Regions from separate parts of the Homo sapiens genome. Here region 2 is linked to region 1. A link is a loop called in an ENCODE intact Hi-C map of the cell type or tissue named here. Cell type or tissue: IMR-90. All regions are shown on one strand. Each heading gives the region's core, and the rest is flanking DNA. Links, peaks and the distances in the headings are about the cores only.

Region 1 (8,335 bases), core at 211-8,210:
GCGCTGGGATTTCAGGCATAAGCCACCGCGCCCAGCCTCAGCTATGTCTTAAAACTGGAGCACCAAGCTTGGTGGCTCATGCCTGTACTCCCAACAATTTAGGAGGTTAAGGCAGGAAGATCTAATTGAGCTCAGGAGTTTGAGACCAGCCTTGGCAACACATCAGAACCTCATCTCTACTAAAAATAGAAAAAAAAAAAAAAAATTAGCCAAGTATGGTGGCACATACCTATAGTCCCAACTACTCAGGAGGCTGAGGCAGGAGGAATGCTTGAGCCTGGGTGGTCCAGGCTGCAGTAAGCCATGATCAAACCACTGCACTCCAGCCTAGGTGACAAGAGCAAGACTCTGTCTCAAAAAAAAAAAGAAAAAAAAAAAAATGCTGAGTAGCCAGGCATGGTGGCTCACGCCTGTAATCACAGCACTTTGGGAGGCTGAGACGGGCGGATCACCTAAGATCAGGAGTTTGAGACCAGCCTGGCCAACATGGCGAAACTCCAACTCTACCAAAAAGACAAAAATTAGCTGGGCATGGTGGCGTGCCTGTGATCCCAGCTACTTGGGAAGCTGTCTCATGGTGAAACCCTGTCTCTACTAAAAATATACATATACACAAAAATTAGCCAGGCATGGTGGCAGGCGCCTGTAATTCCAGCTACTCAAGAGGCTGAGGCAGGAGCCGCTTCAACCCAGAAGGCAGAGGTTGCAGTGAGCCGAGATCACACCACTGCACTTCAGCCTGGATAACAAGAGCAAGACTGTCTCAAAAAAAAAAAACAAAACAAAGTGCTGAGTAGATTCGACAGGAAGACTAGGTGGGGAAGGAGGAAGATGGGTAACAGCATCATCTAAGGCAACAGCACTGTCAAAAACTTGGAGATACAAGAGATTATGAAATTTAAGAAAAGACAAGGAGTTCAGAGTGGTAGAACACAGTGGTATGATGGGAAGGCTAGGGCCAAATGATAAAGAGTTTTGAGATGCTGATATATTTAATAAATCTGTTTTCTATAATAAATAAATTTGAAGAAAAAGAAAATTCAGAGGAAGAAAAGAGAAAGCTATAGTTTAAACGATAATTAAGAGACATACCAACCCAATACAATGTGTAGACCTCTTCCGGATTCTGATTAAACAAACCACTTACTCAAAAAGGGAGAGGGGTATCAGGTACAGTGGTGTACAGCTGTAGTCCCAGCTTCTCTGGAGGTTGAGGCAGGAGGATAGGTTGAGCCCATGAGTTTAAGGCTGCAGTGTGTTATGTTCACACCTGTGAACACTAGTACACATCAGCCTGGGCAACACAGTGAGAACTTGTCCCTAAAAAAATAATTAAGAAAAATAGAAAAGTGGGGAGGAAGACAAGGAAGAGAATAATTGGACATGCATGTCTCCTTTTTGTTTGTTTTTAAATTCAAGACAGGGTATCGCTATGTTGCCAGGCTGGTCTCAAACGCCTAGGCTTAACAACCCTCCTGCCTCAGCCTTATGAGTAGCTGGGATTACAGACATATGCCACCACACCCAGGTGGACATGCATCTCTTAATGAGATGGATGGGGTTTTCTTACTTTCAATTACTTCATGTGTCTATTAATGACTATTACTTATTGCTGGAATGAGGGTACAACATAAATTCTAATCCCATTTTTCATTTTATACATATAAATGCTAAGAAAACCTATTCACATAAATAAGTAGGTAATGAAAGAAGTTTTGTTACAGCAATGCCATTAAATTCTTTGAGTTAGATGCCAAAAAAAATTACCAAGATCTATAATTTTAAAAAACTTTCTGGGAAATGGCATTTGACTTCACTATTTCTTATAATTTTTTTTTTTTTTGAGATGGAGTCCCGCTCTGTTGCCTAGGCTGGAGTGCAGTGGTGCCATCTCAGCTCACTGCAACCTCCATCTCCAGGTTCAAGCAATTCTCATGTCTCAGCCTCCCGAGTAGCTGGGATTATAGGCGCACACCACCATGCCCAACTAATTTTTGTATTTTTGGTAGAGACAGAGTTTCACCACATTGGCCAGGCTGGTATTGAACTCCTGACCTCAAGTGATCTGCCCGCCTCAGCCTCCCAAAGTGCTGGGATTATAGGCATGAGCCACTGGAATTTTTCTTTTTTTTTTTCTTTCTTTTTTTTTTTTTTTAAATTGAGACAAGGTCTGGCTCTATCGCCCAGGCTGGAGTGCAGTGGCACCATCTCGGCTCACTGCAACCTCTGCCTGCTGGGCTCGAGCCATCCTCCCACCTCAGCCTCCCAAGTAGTTGGGACTAGAGGTATGCACCACACACCAGGCTAATTTTTGTAGTTTTTGTAGAGATGGAGTTTCACCATGTTGCCCAGGCTGGTCTCGAATTCATGAGCTCAAGCGATCCATCCCTTCAGCCTCCCAAAGTGCTGGGATTACAGGCATGAGCCACCACTCCTGGCCCTATAAAAATTATTTTTAATGACCAGCTAAAACTTGATCAAGTCCTTCAATTTTGTTGAAAACTACAGAGAGAAATATGCCTGACTTATGAAAAGATGCTACCCAGTCATTGATATCACTGCCTTCTCACCAACATTCTGATTTGTCTCTCTGGTGGTGTGGAAGGCCTCTCACCACAATGTACTATTTGGGATGTCTGGCTAATGTGCCTTTCTTTGTAAAGTGGAAGGTAGAAAATATGAAAGATCAATCGTAGAATCTAGAAAGCCCCCTTAGAAATACCTATGGGCTTTCATTATTTTATTTCACCCTTACTGCATACACCATTAACTCTAGCACTGACTGTGGTTATTTCATCCATCAAGTCTTATCTGTTTGGTTACCTGCAAGTTCCCTGAAAGCAAGATAAAGGTCTTAACCTCTTCTTAAAATCCTAGAGCCTACATCTCAGTGTTAGGTGCATGTAAGACTCCCAGCAAATGTTTACTGAATGAATATGTAAATATGAGCATATTTCATCATTATTCTTAGTCTTCTTCCTTGCTAGAAAAAATACAATTAGGGGTTAACTAAGCTGGAAATCAGAAGAAACTGAAAAAAAAAGAAAAAAAAATCAGAAGAAACTGGGAAAGAGAAAACTAAAATATATGAAGCTTCAAATTTTATCACAATGAACTTTTGGTACATCTATCCTCATTTCTAAAGAACTGGAATAGAGGCCGGGTACGGTGGTTCACACCCGTAATCCCAGCACTCTGGGAGGCTGAAGCGGGCGGACCTGAGGTCAGGAGCTTGAGACCAGCCTGGCCAACATGGTGAAACCCTGTCTCTACTAAAAATACAACAATTAGCCAAGCATGGTGGTGGCAGGCACCTGTAATCCCAGTTACTCCGGAGGCTGATGAAGGCAAATCGCTTGAACCCAGGAGGGGGAGGTTGCGGTGAGCCGAGATCATGCCATTGCACTTCAGCCCGGGTGACAGAGTAAGACTCTGTCTAAAAAAAAAAAAAAAAAGATTTAGGGAACAAATTTCGTCAGATAAAAGGTGCTCATTTCACTTTCACTGGTTCAGATTACCTACAAAGACACCTTGGTAGACACAGTGGCTCATGTCTGTAATTCCAGCTACCAGGGAGGCTGAGGTGAGAGGACTGCTTGAAACCCAGAGTTCAAGACCATCCTGGGCAACAGTGAGACCCAGTCCTTAAAAACTTTTTTTCTTAATTAGCCAGGCACAGTGGTGAGCAACTATTGTCCTAGCTACTCAGGAGGCTGAAGCAGGAAGACTGCTTGAGCCTAGGAGTTCCAGGCTGTAAGTGAGCTACGATCATGCCACTGCACTCCAGCCTGGGCAACACAGTGAGACCCTATCTCTTAAAAAAAAAAAAAAAAAAAAAAAAAAAAAAAAAACAGGATCTCAATAGTAATTAAATGAGACAATAAATGAGAATATCTTAAAACCATAGAACTCTAAAAAAAAATGTTAAATTATCTTCCTAACATTGACAGACTACTTACATGTGACTTTTCTTAGATGATAATCCAGCAACAGATTTTATTCCAGTGAATGTTAGTGATCTTCATTTTGTTAAGCAGCAAAATTTGCAGTGTGGTAAAACAGTTCTATCCATCAAGTCAAATATTAACAAATGAACACTTCAGTCCTATATCTTTATAACTTAATGATGTTGAAATTACTAAGGTATAAATGTTAGTTAATTCAATAATGACATCACAAAGAGAGATCTTATTTGTTTCAACTGAGGTCCCTGAGATCACGAAAGCCTGTTTTCAATTTCATCATTCTTTAATTCACAAATGGCTCACACATGTAACTCCAGCATTCTGGGAGGTCAAGACTGGAGGACTGTTTGAAGCCAGGAGTTTGAGACCAGCCTGGGCAACATAATGAGACTCCATTTCTACAAAAAATTTAAAAATTACACCAGCATGGTGCCACATACCTATAGTCTCAGCTACTCAGGAGGCAGAGGCAGGAGGATTACTTGAGCCCAGGTGGTCAAGGCTATAGTGAGCCATAAGCCTGAGCGACAGAGTGAGACCCTGTTTCAAACAAAAACAAAAACAAAAAACAAAACACACACACACACACAATTTATTGAAGTACTACATATGCAGCACTATGTTAGAGATGGTATTTTGAATCTATCAAATGCCGTTTTACTTTTCCTTATAGTTTTTTTTCCATCCTTCTTTCTCTACAAAATTCCCCAAGTTCAACTGTAAAAAATCTCTATCAACCTTATTTATGGTATTAGATTCATACAATTCTGAATAATCTTACCAACCAATCAGTGTTTTCTTCTTCACTGGAGGAAGAAAGTTACATGTAAAGCCTGATGACACAAAAATCACAAAAATAAAAACAGAATTACTAATGTTTGCAACTCTACTATCTACTCCTACAACATGTAGCATTTAAAGAGTTTACATAAGAAAGCTCACACTAAAGTATGATTTTTCATTACACATTGGAGTCAAATTTTCAGTTTCTAACTCTTCAACACCATTTATTCCAAGCACACTCATTTAGACTTTGGGTTTCAGTTTTACAGGTTTTTACATACCCTGACATCTATCAGTGCAGAAATACCCCCATCTACTGGCAAGAGGTGACGCTACAGGCTACTTTTGAAAGCGCCAGCATGCTACAGAGGAATTTATCAAGTCATAAAGAGTTCATCCAAACAGCTCCCCAATCTACAATCCAACTCCAAAATCCTGAGCCATCTTCTACTTCTTACCAAACATTGGGGGATGGAAGGAACAGAGAAGTATAGTTAATCGGTTAAATGGCTGCCATATTAAGATAAAAATGGTTTATAAAAATATATTTTTAAATATTTAAAATATTGAGGCCGGGTGCAGTGGCTCATGCCTGTAATCCCAGCACTTTGGGAGGCTGCAACGGGCGTATCACTTAAGATAAGGAGTTTGAGAAACAACCTGGCCAACATGGTGAAACCCTGTCTCTACTAAAAATACAAAAAATTAGCCAGGCATGGTGGTGCGTGCCTGTAGTCCCAGCTACTGGGAAGGCTGAGGTGGGAGAACTGCTTAAGCCAGGGAGGCAGAAGTTGCAGTGAGCTGAGATTGCACCACTGCACACCAGCCTGAGTGACAGAGCGAGACACCATCTCAAAAATAAAATATTGAAAATATTTGATTAAAATATTGAAACATAAATACCTAATTATATTTCATTATATGAATACTTCATGATATGCTGATACAAGACATTTATGCCTTTTTTTTCTTGCCTAGCTAGGATTTCAATCCAAAATGCTTACTTTAAAAGACATGTATCATTTAAATAAATATATATTAATCATTATTAATGTCGTACCTGCTCTTATAAAATATAATCGGTTTTCACCAATTTCTTTAAAACAAAATCCGTGGTCAAAAATGACAAAGTACGTTTACAAAAAACTTTACACCTTGAACAGTATCTTTCATGTACATTATTCCATCATATTGCTAAAATAAATAAGACTTGCCTTTTTTTTTTTTTTTTGAGACCATGTCTCACTATGTTGCCCAGGCTGGTCTCGAACTCCTGAGCTCAAGCAATCCTCCAGTCTCAGCCTCCTAGACAGCAGGGATTACAGGCACACACCATCACACGGGTTTTTTGTTTTTTGTTTTTTTTTTTGGTATTTTCACACCTGGTTTTAACGCTGTCATTTTAAGCATGCATTTATAACTAAAGGCACAAGCACAGAGAAAATAAGTGATTTGCTTAGATGCACAAAGCTTATACATGGCATAACTAGGATACGAACTCACATTTTCTGCCTCCAATTCTATACTCTCCACAACATTCTGACTACCTCTCATAAAATGACCAGGCACAGTGGCTCATGCCTGTAATCCCAGCACTTTGGGAGGCCGAGGTGGGCGGATCACTTGAGGTCAGGAGTTCGTGACCAGCCTGACCAACATGGTGAAACCTCATGCCTACTAAAAATACAAAATTAGCTGGGTGTAGTGGCAGGCACCTGTAATCCCAGCTACTGGGGAGGCTGAGGCAGGAGAATTGCTTGAACCTGAGAGGCTGAGGTTGCAGTGAGTGGAGATCGTGCCTGGGCAATACAGTGAGACTGTGTCTCAAAAAAACAAAATTACCAAGTATATCTTACATAGAAAATGAGATCTACATTATGGATTTCTGCTTTGTGACAGTGCCTAGGAATGCACGGTGGTTAAAAAAAAAAAAATCTGCTGGCTGGGCGCGGCGGCTCACGTCTGTAATCCCAGCACTTTGGGAGGCCGAGGTAGGCTGATCACCTGAGGTCAGGAATTCAAGAACAGCCTGGCCAACACAGCAAAACCCTGTCTCTACTAAAAATACATGGTGGCGGGTGCCTGTAATCCCAGCTACTTGGGAGGGTGAAGCAGGAGAATCACTTGAACCCAGGAGGCGGAGGTTGCAGTGAGCTGAGATCGCGCCATTGCACTCCAGCCTGGGCGACATAGCAAGGCTGTCTCAGAAATATATATATTTTTGTGTATATATATATGCTTACATTTTAATAAAATTAAGTTTCTTCCTTTCTTTTGCCTTGGAGAAAAAATATACACATAAAGCTGGGCGCGGTGGCTCACGCCTGTAATCCCACACTTTGGGAGGCTGAGGCGGGTGGATCATTTGATGTCAGGAGTTCAAGACCAGCCTGGCAACATGGTGAAACCCTGTCTCTACTAAAAATATAAAAATTACACGGGCATGGTGGCGCGCGCCTGTAGTCCCAGCTACTCCAGAGGCCAAGGCAGAAGAACTGCTTGAACCCAGGAGGTGGAGGTTGCAGTGAGCCAAGATCGTGCCACTGCATTCCAGCCTGGGCGACAGAGCAAGACCCTACCTCAGAAAAAAAAAAAAAGAGAAGAAAAGAAAAGAAAAAATATACACATAAAATAATGCAAGCAAAAACAGGCCAGGCGCAGCAATGGCTCAGACCTGTAATCCCAGCACTTTGGAAAGCCAAGGCAGGGGATCACTTGAGGCCAGGAGTTCAAGACCAGCCTGGGTAACACAGTGAGGCCCCATGTCTACAAAAAATAAAAAAATTAGCTGGGCACGGTGATGGATGTTTGTAACCCAGCTATTCAGAAGGCTGAGGCGGGAGGATCACTTGAGCCCAGTTCAAGATCGCAGTGAGCTCTGATTGTGCCACTGCACTGCAGCCTGGGTGACAGAGACCCTGTCACAAAAATAATAATACAAGCAAAAACGATAAATACTCATAATCCAACCCACACTTAACACACCAATCACCTCCTTTCTTTTCTATGGTCACATTTTAGATATGTTTATTCTTTATATCCCACCTTTTTCCAAAAACATGACTGATAGCTGGTAAACAGACACTTACGTTAAGTCATGGTTGTTGCAATCCTCTTTCATCACATCAGTAAGAGATGAAAAAGACTAATAATTTTAAAATGTAAGGTTCATAATAGAAATTCTGAAAGGAAAACTACAGGGCCCAATCTAGGCTTTTCCTAATTTCTTATATCTGCATTTATGGCACCACGTAATAAAAATAATATCTGTCACAGATCAAAAATGATAAATACTTATTGGCTGAACAAATTAAACAGCCGCTCCAAAGCACTACAAGATCCTAAATCAAAGACTCAATTTGTTTGAAAGCTGCTTTATTTTAAAGCTATAGTAATCAAGACAGCATAGTGTTAAAACAAATAAACTTAAAGGGTAGAATCATAAAGAAAACACAGGAGAGTCCAGAAATAGAATTCTATGTATACTGTCAACTGATTTGTTTGTTTGTTTGTTTTGAGACAGAATCTCGCTCTGTCGCCCAGGCTGGAGTGCAGTGGCACAATCTCAGCTCACTGCAACCTCCACC
Region 2 (8,335 bases), core at 231-8,230, 81 kb before region 1:
GACTAGAAGTAAACATAGATGTTATTATTAAAGTATATCAAATTTTAAAAATTGCAATTATAGATTTAAAATAGCATCATATTATAAAGCAAGTCTAGCTCTATCATTTTCCAAGCCTTAGTAGAACATATACTTGGCTTGACATTTTTTGGCAGCAATAAACCAGCTACAAAGTTTATTTCTCATAGTCCACATAAACTGACAGAATTGGATAATGGAATTTTATCCATAAAGCTTTATACAGCTTCTGAGGACAAATTTTTCCAATATAGCTTCCATTTTCCCCTACAGAGTTTACCATCACCCACTTTAAAATTCAGGCATGTGCCAAACACTGCTTGTTATCTAGACTCTTTCTTTCTGGAAGAGCCAAACAGGAGTCTGAAAGGCAGCTTGGCAGGGATCCCTTCTTTTTATACACCAGGCCAAATATTATACCTAAAACATATGACCATACAAAGAAAATACACCTTTGTTTAAAATGCCAAGTCAATATTAACTACTCTTACAAATACTATAATAAAGATGTTTTAACATACACACAAAATCAAAACAGATTACCGTGTACATAAATGCATTCCATAAACAACTGTATAATCTTATTTTTTAAATGAACTTGGGTATATTTCATATCAGATACAAAAAGTAACTCAAAATGGACTGCAAACATCAATGTAAAATCCAAAGCCATAAAACTTCTAAGCACAGGAGAAAATTTGTTATGACATACATCAGGCAATGAATGATTTCTTAGATATAACACCAAAAGCACAATCCATGAAAGAACAAATGGATAAACAGAACATCCATTTTTAAATTTTTTTTAAAGAGGCAGGGTCTTGCTATATTGCCCAGGCTGGCCCTGAACTCCTGGTTCAAGTGATCCTCCTGCCTCAGCCTCCTGGTAGCTAGAACTACAGGCACCCAATACCACCCTCAGCTTAAAGAAAATTGCTGCTCTTCAAAAGACACTGTTTAGGAAAACTAAAAGACAAGTCAAGTCATAGACTAGGAAAATTCCTTTGGAAAGCATATATCAGATATGTAAATATCTAAAGAAGCTCAAAACTCAACAAAAAACTGAGCTGCTCGATTTGGGAGGGCTGGGGGCATGGCAAAAGATTCTGCCAAAGAAGCCATTCTACTCCTAGGTTATTTATTTAACCAAGAGAAATGAGGGCATATACATACAAAGACTTGCACATAAATGTTCATAATAGTTTTATCTGTCATAGCGAAAGACTGGAAACAACCCAAATGCCCATCAGTAGATAAATGAATAAACTGTGGTATACCCATACAATGGAATACCACCAACAATACAAAGAAATGAACTATGTAACAATGATGAATCTCATTATGTGAGTAAAAGAAATCATACTGCATGATTCCATTTATCTAGAAAATGCAAACTAATATACTGACAGAAAGCAGGTCAGCAGTTGGCTGGAGATGGGGTGTTATGGGTTGAGCTGTGTGTCCCCCAAAAGATATGCTGAAGGCTCAACATCTGGTCAACCTGTGGATTTGACCTTATTTGGAAATAAGGTCTTTGCAGATAAAATTAAGGTGAGGTAAGATCATACTGGATTAGGATGGCCTTAAATCCAAAAACTGATGTCTTTATAAGAAGAGGGAAATTAGGATACATACATACAGGAAAGAAGACTATGGGAGGACAGAAGACAAAGACTGGAGCAATTTGTCTACAAGCCAAGGAACACCAAGGTTTCCAGAAACCACTGGGAAGTTAGGAAAGAGGCATGGAACAGATTCTCTCTCAAAGCCTCTGGAAGGAACTCATTATCACTTACTATAGAGTCAGCCCCTTACCCTGTAGTTCTGCCTCCAGAATTGTGAGAGAATGAATTTCTGTTGTTTTAAGCCATCCAGTTCGTGGTATTTTGTTACAGCAGCCCTGGGAAACTAACACAGGGTGGAAGTCCCACAGGGAGGGACAGAAGAAATCACAAAAGGGCAAGAGAAAACTTTTGGGGGTGGTGAATATGTTCACTATCTTCACTGTGGTGATGGTTTCATGGTGTATATCAAAACTTAAACTGTACACTTTAAATATTCAGTTTATTGTATGTCAATATATTTCAATAAGGCTGATTTTAAAAAATCCAGCAGATATCAGGCCTCTTCACAAAGCCTCCTGTGAAAGACCAAGCCATGCAAATGGAAAGGTGGCTTAGAGCTGAAGGACAAAAACGGACACAGGAGAAAATCCTTCTGGGATGTGGGCAGCTAGCCTGGAACTATTGTTCCTGATGCACTCAGGGAAAAAAAAAATCTAACTACCCAATAAAGCAGCCTGTCTCTTCAGGTGTGCTAGGGTGCAAGGGGCAGTTCTGTAAGGGCTGATGTGAGAGTGCAGGCCAGGAAACAGTGGGGGTGCTGGTCTATCCTTTAGGGCCTCTGCCAATGTCTAAAGGCTTTATCAAACAAGCAAATGATTTTCTTGAAATCAAGTAGATCTGATAAGCAGGGAAAAGACTCAAATTGTAATCCCCTTGCCCATAAGTCATCTTTTTCTTTAAAAAGAAAAGCTTCCTTTAAGGGTATAAGGCAGAATATCTTCATGCAATGCCAGTCAAAGGAAGGGAAATAAGTAATTAGTGTTACTGGAATCAAAACATGAAGGGAAAAAAAAAAACCTCCATAGTCAGACTGGGTGGATTCAAATCCCAGCTCTAGCACCTTTTATGCACCTCTGGACAAGTTCTGTAACTGCTTGAGGCCCCATTTTTCTCACTGATGAGAAAGAGGTAGCCCAGGATTGCAATGAAGATGACATGGGCACTCAGAGCATGGTAAGTGCAAAATAAATATCAGTTACTATAGCTACTATTAAGATAGTTACTGAGTTACAAAAACATGCTTTTCAAGCAAAGGAAATAAAAAAAAAAACTGACTAAAATGCTTTCTTAGAAGAATATGCTTCCTTGGCAAAGTTATTTATTAAACCCCAATGGCAATGTTTTGCAATATAATTTATATTCTAATGACATTTTTGCCAAAAAAATTTCCAAGAGAGAAAAACAATAAAAACCATAATAGATGTACCAAATAAGGTAATACTATATTTGACGGCTCATAGACATAGATTCAAAACTCCGTTAACACTTGTCTAAAGAAAAACCCCCCAATTTAAAAATCTTTAAAAAATAGAAATCAAACATTAATAGAAAAGATACTTCTATCCGACATATCCTGATATGTAAAGATTAATAAATTAACTGTTATAATTTAAAATTAGTGCCTTATGAATCTTTTTAAAACTACAATTTTAAGATTAAAATTGTTTCTTATGTATCTCAATAAATTGTTTCACATATAAATTATATACTACATTACATAGCTGAATAAAAACTAATTTATCACTTTAAAGTTAATTTATGACAGAAACTTTAATGCTGCAAATAATTTTTATATATTTTATGTAATGTAACACGAATATAAACCCCAGGGAGGATCTATCAGGTTAGGGACTTTACCGAACTAGTAGCTGGAGTTGTGAAATCCTGTCCTTAAGAAGAAAAAAACAAAACAAAACAAAACAAAAACGGATGTAGAAATGCTTAAGCTTTCTGGTTTTTTTTTTTTTTTTTTTTTTTTTTTTTTGAGACAGTCTCGCTGTGTTGCCCAGGCTGGAGTGCAGTGGCGCAATCTCCGCTCACTGCAACCTCCGCCTCCCAGGGTCAAGCTATTCTCCTGCCTCAGCCTCCCGAGTAGCTGGGACTACAGGTGCCTGCCACCATGCCCGGCTAATTTTTGTATTTTTAGTAGAGACGGGGTTTCACCATATTGGCCAGGCTGGTCTCAAACTCCTGACCTTGTGATCCACCCACCTCGGCCTCCCAAAGCGCTGGGATTACAGGCGTGAGCCATCGTGCCCCGCTGACAGAGAGTTTTTTTTTTTTTTTAGATAGAGACTCTGTCGCCCAGGCTGGAGTACAGTGGCGCGATCTCAGCTCACTACACCCTCTACCTCCCAGGTTCAAGGAATTCTCATGCCTCAGCCTCCCGAGTAGCTGGGATTACAGGCATGCACCACCACGCCTACTTTTTTTGTAGAGACAGGTTTGTCATGTTGGCCAGGCTGATCTCCAACTCCTGGCCTCAAGTGATCTACCCGCCTCGGCCTCCCAAAGTGCTGGGATTACCAGTGTGAGCCACCATGCCCAGCCTTAAGCTTTTTCATAGCACAGTAACTTGAAATCAAAGATATTGAAGAGAGGAACAAATTAATACTAAAATACAAAAATGTTCAAATGAAAACTTTCTATTAGGAATATGTATAAAACTTCCAGATAATGCAAATGCTGGCCATATTAATGGAAACTAATCAACAAAATTGGAAAACTAACAATTATAAGAAAACTAGTCAAATGTTCTTCAAGTTACTTCCTGTCATTTACTCCAACAAACAGAAAAGACAACAGACATTTCTAATCATCCCACCTGTAGTTATTCCTTCAGAACATTATTTTTCATTCAGTTATTTAATACAACTAACTATTCAGCAAAAAGATGGAAGATCTGTAACTGTTCTACTGAAATATTCTACTGGCAACATCAAGGCAAACATCTATTACCTAAAGCAGAGATGTCCAATCTTTTGGCTTCCCTGGGCCACACTGGAAAAAGAACTGTCTCAGGCCACACATAAAATACACTAACAATAGCTAATGAGCTGTTAAAAAAATCTCATAATGTTTTGCTTTGTTTTTGAAACAAAGTCTGGCTCTATCACCCAGGCTGGAATGTAGTGGTGTGATCTTGGCTCACTGCAACCTCCACCTCCCAGGTTCAAGCAATTCTCCTGCCTCAGCCTCCTGGGTCCCAACTAGCTGGGATTACAGGCACCCGCCACCACACCTGGCTTTTTTTTTTTTTTTTTTTGAGACGGAGTTTCGCTCTATTGCCAGGCTGGAGTGCAGTGGCGCTGTCTCGGCTCACTGCAAAGTCAGCCTCCCTGGTTCAAGCAATTCTCCTGCCTCAGCCTCCCGAGTAGCTGGGACTACAGGCGTGCACCACCACACCCAGCTAATTTTTTTGTATTTTTAGTAGAGATGGGGTTTCACCGTATTAGCCAGGATGGTCTCGATCTCCTGATCTTGTGATCCACCCGCCTTGGCCTCCCAAAGTGGTGGGATTACAGGTGTGGGCCACCGCGCCTGGCCTAATTTTTGTATTTTTAGTAGAGACGGGGTTTCACCATGTTGGCCAGGCTGGTCTCGAACTCCTGACCTCAGGCAATCCGCCCGCCTCAGCCTCCCAAAGTGCTGGGATTATAGGCGTTGAGCCACTATGCCTTGCCCACATAATGGTTTTTAAGAAGGTTTACCAGCTTGTTTTGGGCCACACTGAAAGCCGTCCTGGGCCCAGCCTAAGGGCCGTGAGTTGGACAAGCTTGACCTAAAGGGATGATCCTGGAGGCAGGAGGTAAATAAAGCACAACCACCTCTTGGAGGCTTCCTGGGCCTCTCAGAGAGCCATACTGGCTCTTGATTACCATTGTACATTTGTCAAGTACTTTGGGTATGTTACATACTAAAGCAGCAAAAATAAATGGGATACACGTCTTCTTAAGTAATTCAAAGTCTAGTAGGGGAAGCAGAAAGGTAACAAACAATTAAGATACAAAAGTAAAACAAAAGCCCTCTGTAGAGTGCTCCAACATCTTTTATTCCTTATCATCTCCCCAAATTCCAATTTGCTGCCCCTATATGCCCTTTAAAAAAACCCAGGCCGGGCACAACGGCTCACACCTGTAATCCCAGCACTTTGGGAGGCTGAGGCAGGAGGATCACTTGAGGCCAAGAGTTGGAGACCAGCCTGGCTAACACGGTGAAACTTCGTCTCTACTAAAAATACAAAAATTAGCTGGGCGTGGTGGTGCGCGCCTGTAGTCCCAGCTACTCAGGAGGCTGAGGCAGGAGAATCGCTTGAACCCAAGAGGCAGAGGTTGCAGTGAGCTGAGATAGCACCACTGCACTCCAGCCTGGGCAACAAAGCAAGACTCCATCTCAAAAAAAATTCCAGAACTAGGCGTGGTGGCTCACACCTGTAATCCCAGCACTTTGGGAGGCCGAGGCGGGCAGATCACCTGAGGTGTCAAGAGCTCGAGACCAGTCTGGGCAACGCGGTGAAACCCCATCTCTACTAAAAATACAAAAATTAGCTCGGCGTGGTGGCAAGCACCTATAATCCCAGCTAACTTGGAAGGCTGAGGCAGGAGAATTGCTTGAACCCGGGATGTGGAGGTTGCAGTGAGCTGAGATCACGCCATTGTACTCCAGCCTGGGTGACAACAGGGAAACTCCATCTAAAAAAAAAAAAATCCATACACAAAAGTAAAGTCCACATGGATTAAAGACTTTACAGTAAAAGACAAAACTATAAATGTATTAAAAACATTTACTTGTAGTGTGAATTTTAGAAGATAAAGATTACATTAGAAAAATAGGCAAAAAAGATATAAATTAACAAAAAAAGTTGATGCAGCTGGTCAATAGGCCAAAAAAAAGCTGTTCAAGCTCAATAGACAATGGCAAAAAATTGTGAACAGGACCTTCACAAAAACAGGAAATCCAAATAGTCAATAAACCTATAAAAAGGTGCTCAACCTCATCAGTAATTAGGAAAATTCAAGTTAAAGTTACAATGGGAAACCATTAAACATCATCAGAACAGCAAAAATTTTGAAGTCCAACAACAGCAAGTACTGGCAAGCTTCTGCAGCAACAGGAACTCATATATTGCCGGTAAAAGACTAAACTGGCATAGCCACTTTAGAAAAGTTACCTTTATACATTAAAGTTGAAGATAGAAATATTCTACGACATAGCAATTCCACAACCAGGCAAGCGCCCTAGAGCAGTGTTACTCAAAGGGTAGACTGCAGATGACACTTATTTTGCTATCTAGGCTATAAAGACCCTAATGCACAGAAACAGTCCATACTTCTCTGTTTCTTCAGATACTTTTACATTAGGGCTTTCAAATACTTGCGACCTTCATTTGTAAGCAAGGTTTTAGAATCTTCTATCTACAATAAAGTAAGATCTGCTGACATAATGAGACTGCCAGGATAATTATACATATTTCGAAGAAGGAACCAAAGATACACATTTTCAATGTTTTCTCCTATTATCCTAAAAAACTGGTAGCCAGTTCTCATTTAAATTTTTTGCTTTATTAACCTAACTCCAAAAATTAATGAAACAAGGACATTTTCAGAAGTCATTTTAAAGTATATTATTATTTTTGTTGTGTTTTTAACATTTTAACATACATAAGAACTTTACAACAAATGAATAAGACAGAGCAGGTAATGTCACCATTCATTTAGAGAAGCTAAAATGAATTATTCAGGGGTCAGAGTGAACCTTGCTCTCCAAGTTCTTAGCCTAAAATCCTTGTTGCTATACCACTCTCAGTGTTTTTGCCAGAAGTGTTGAAAAAGACACTTTGCTACTTAGCTTAGTAATGAAGTTTTCCTGTTCTCTCTTTTCCTCCTCCTGCCCCCATTCTTCAGAAGGCAATGCTAATAAGTAACAGAGTTAGAAGAAATGAGGCAGCTAGAGAGAAAAGAAAAGCAAAGGATGCAAATAATATACACACAATACTCAGTATAGTGCCTCACAGGCAGCTGAAGCCAGAGCATCCTGGTTTCACTCCAGACTTCACCACTGGCAACGTATGGAAAGTCATGTAACCTCTATACCTCAGTTTCCTCATCTGTAAAAATGGCAGTAGCTAACTCACAGAGTTTTTCTGAGGATGAAATTACGAACTTGGGGTGTTTTTGTTTGTTTGCTTTTTAAAGACAAGAGTCTCACTCTGTTGCCCAAGCTAGAATGAGTGGCGCGATCACAGCTCACTGCAGCCACGACCTCCTGAGCTCAAGAGATCCTCCCACCTCGGTGTCCTGAGTAGCTGGGACCACAGGTGCGCACCACCATGACCAGCTAATTTTAAAAAAATTTTTTGAAGAGAATAGGACTCACATGTTGGCCAGGTTGGTCTTGAACTCCTAGGCTCAAGTGATTCTCCAACCTCAGCCTCCCAAAGTGCTGGGATTACAGCATGAGCCACATGCCTGGCCTTACCAACATATGTAAAGTATAAAGAACAATGCTTGTCACACAGTAAGTGCTACTAAGGTGTTAGCCATTAATATAAATTATTAATAATTTTGTATTACAATGGCAACACAAAATTAGCCTGTTCAACCCCTACTTCTCCTGTCAAGATATTGCCTCTGTAAAAGGCCATCTTGAGCACCTCTAATAACCCTTTTCCTAACATTCCAAGACAGGTTCCT

Evidence for each region. Peaks named below come from ENCODE experiments on the same cell type or tissue, not always from the same donor. Only the 100,000 strongest peaks of a DNase experiment are listed, where the experiment ranks them.
Region 2: it touches region 1 in a loop (3-fold over the local background); 13 of 110 quality-filtered maps call a loop at or near these places.

Annotation. Positions count from the first base shown.
Region 1 is chr17:64,644,242-64,652,576 of GRCh38, forward strand. The region is part of intron 1 of SMURF2 (SMAD specific E3 ubiquitin protein ligase 2); the gene reads right to left. Among named protein-coding and RNA genes, the nearest start is that of SMURF2, 14 kb to the right of the region's middle. In IMR-90, for the core only: a CTCF peak has its summit at 5,066 (motif pointing left); a DNase peak (open chromatin) is centred at 5,100; H3K27ac peaks cover 1,186 bases.
Region 2 is chr17:64,562,965-64,571,299 of GRCh38, forward strand. It overlaps SMURF2 (SMAD specific E3 ubiquitin protein ligase 2), which reads right to left. Exons shown (of 19, transcript NM_022739.4): 11 at 1-2. Among named protein-coding and RNA genes, the nearest start is that of CEP95, 60 kb to the left of the region's middle. In IMR-90, for the core only: no CTCF peak of the experiment used is centred there; no DNase peak of the experiment used is centred there.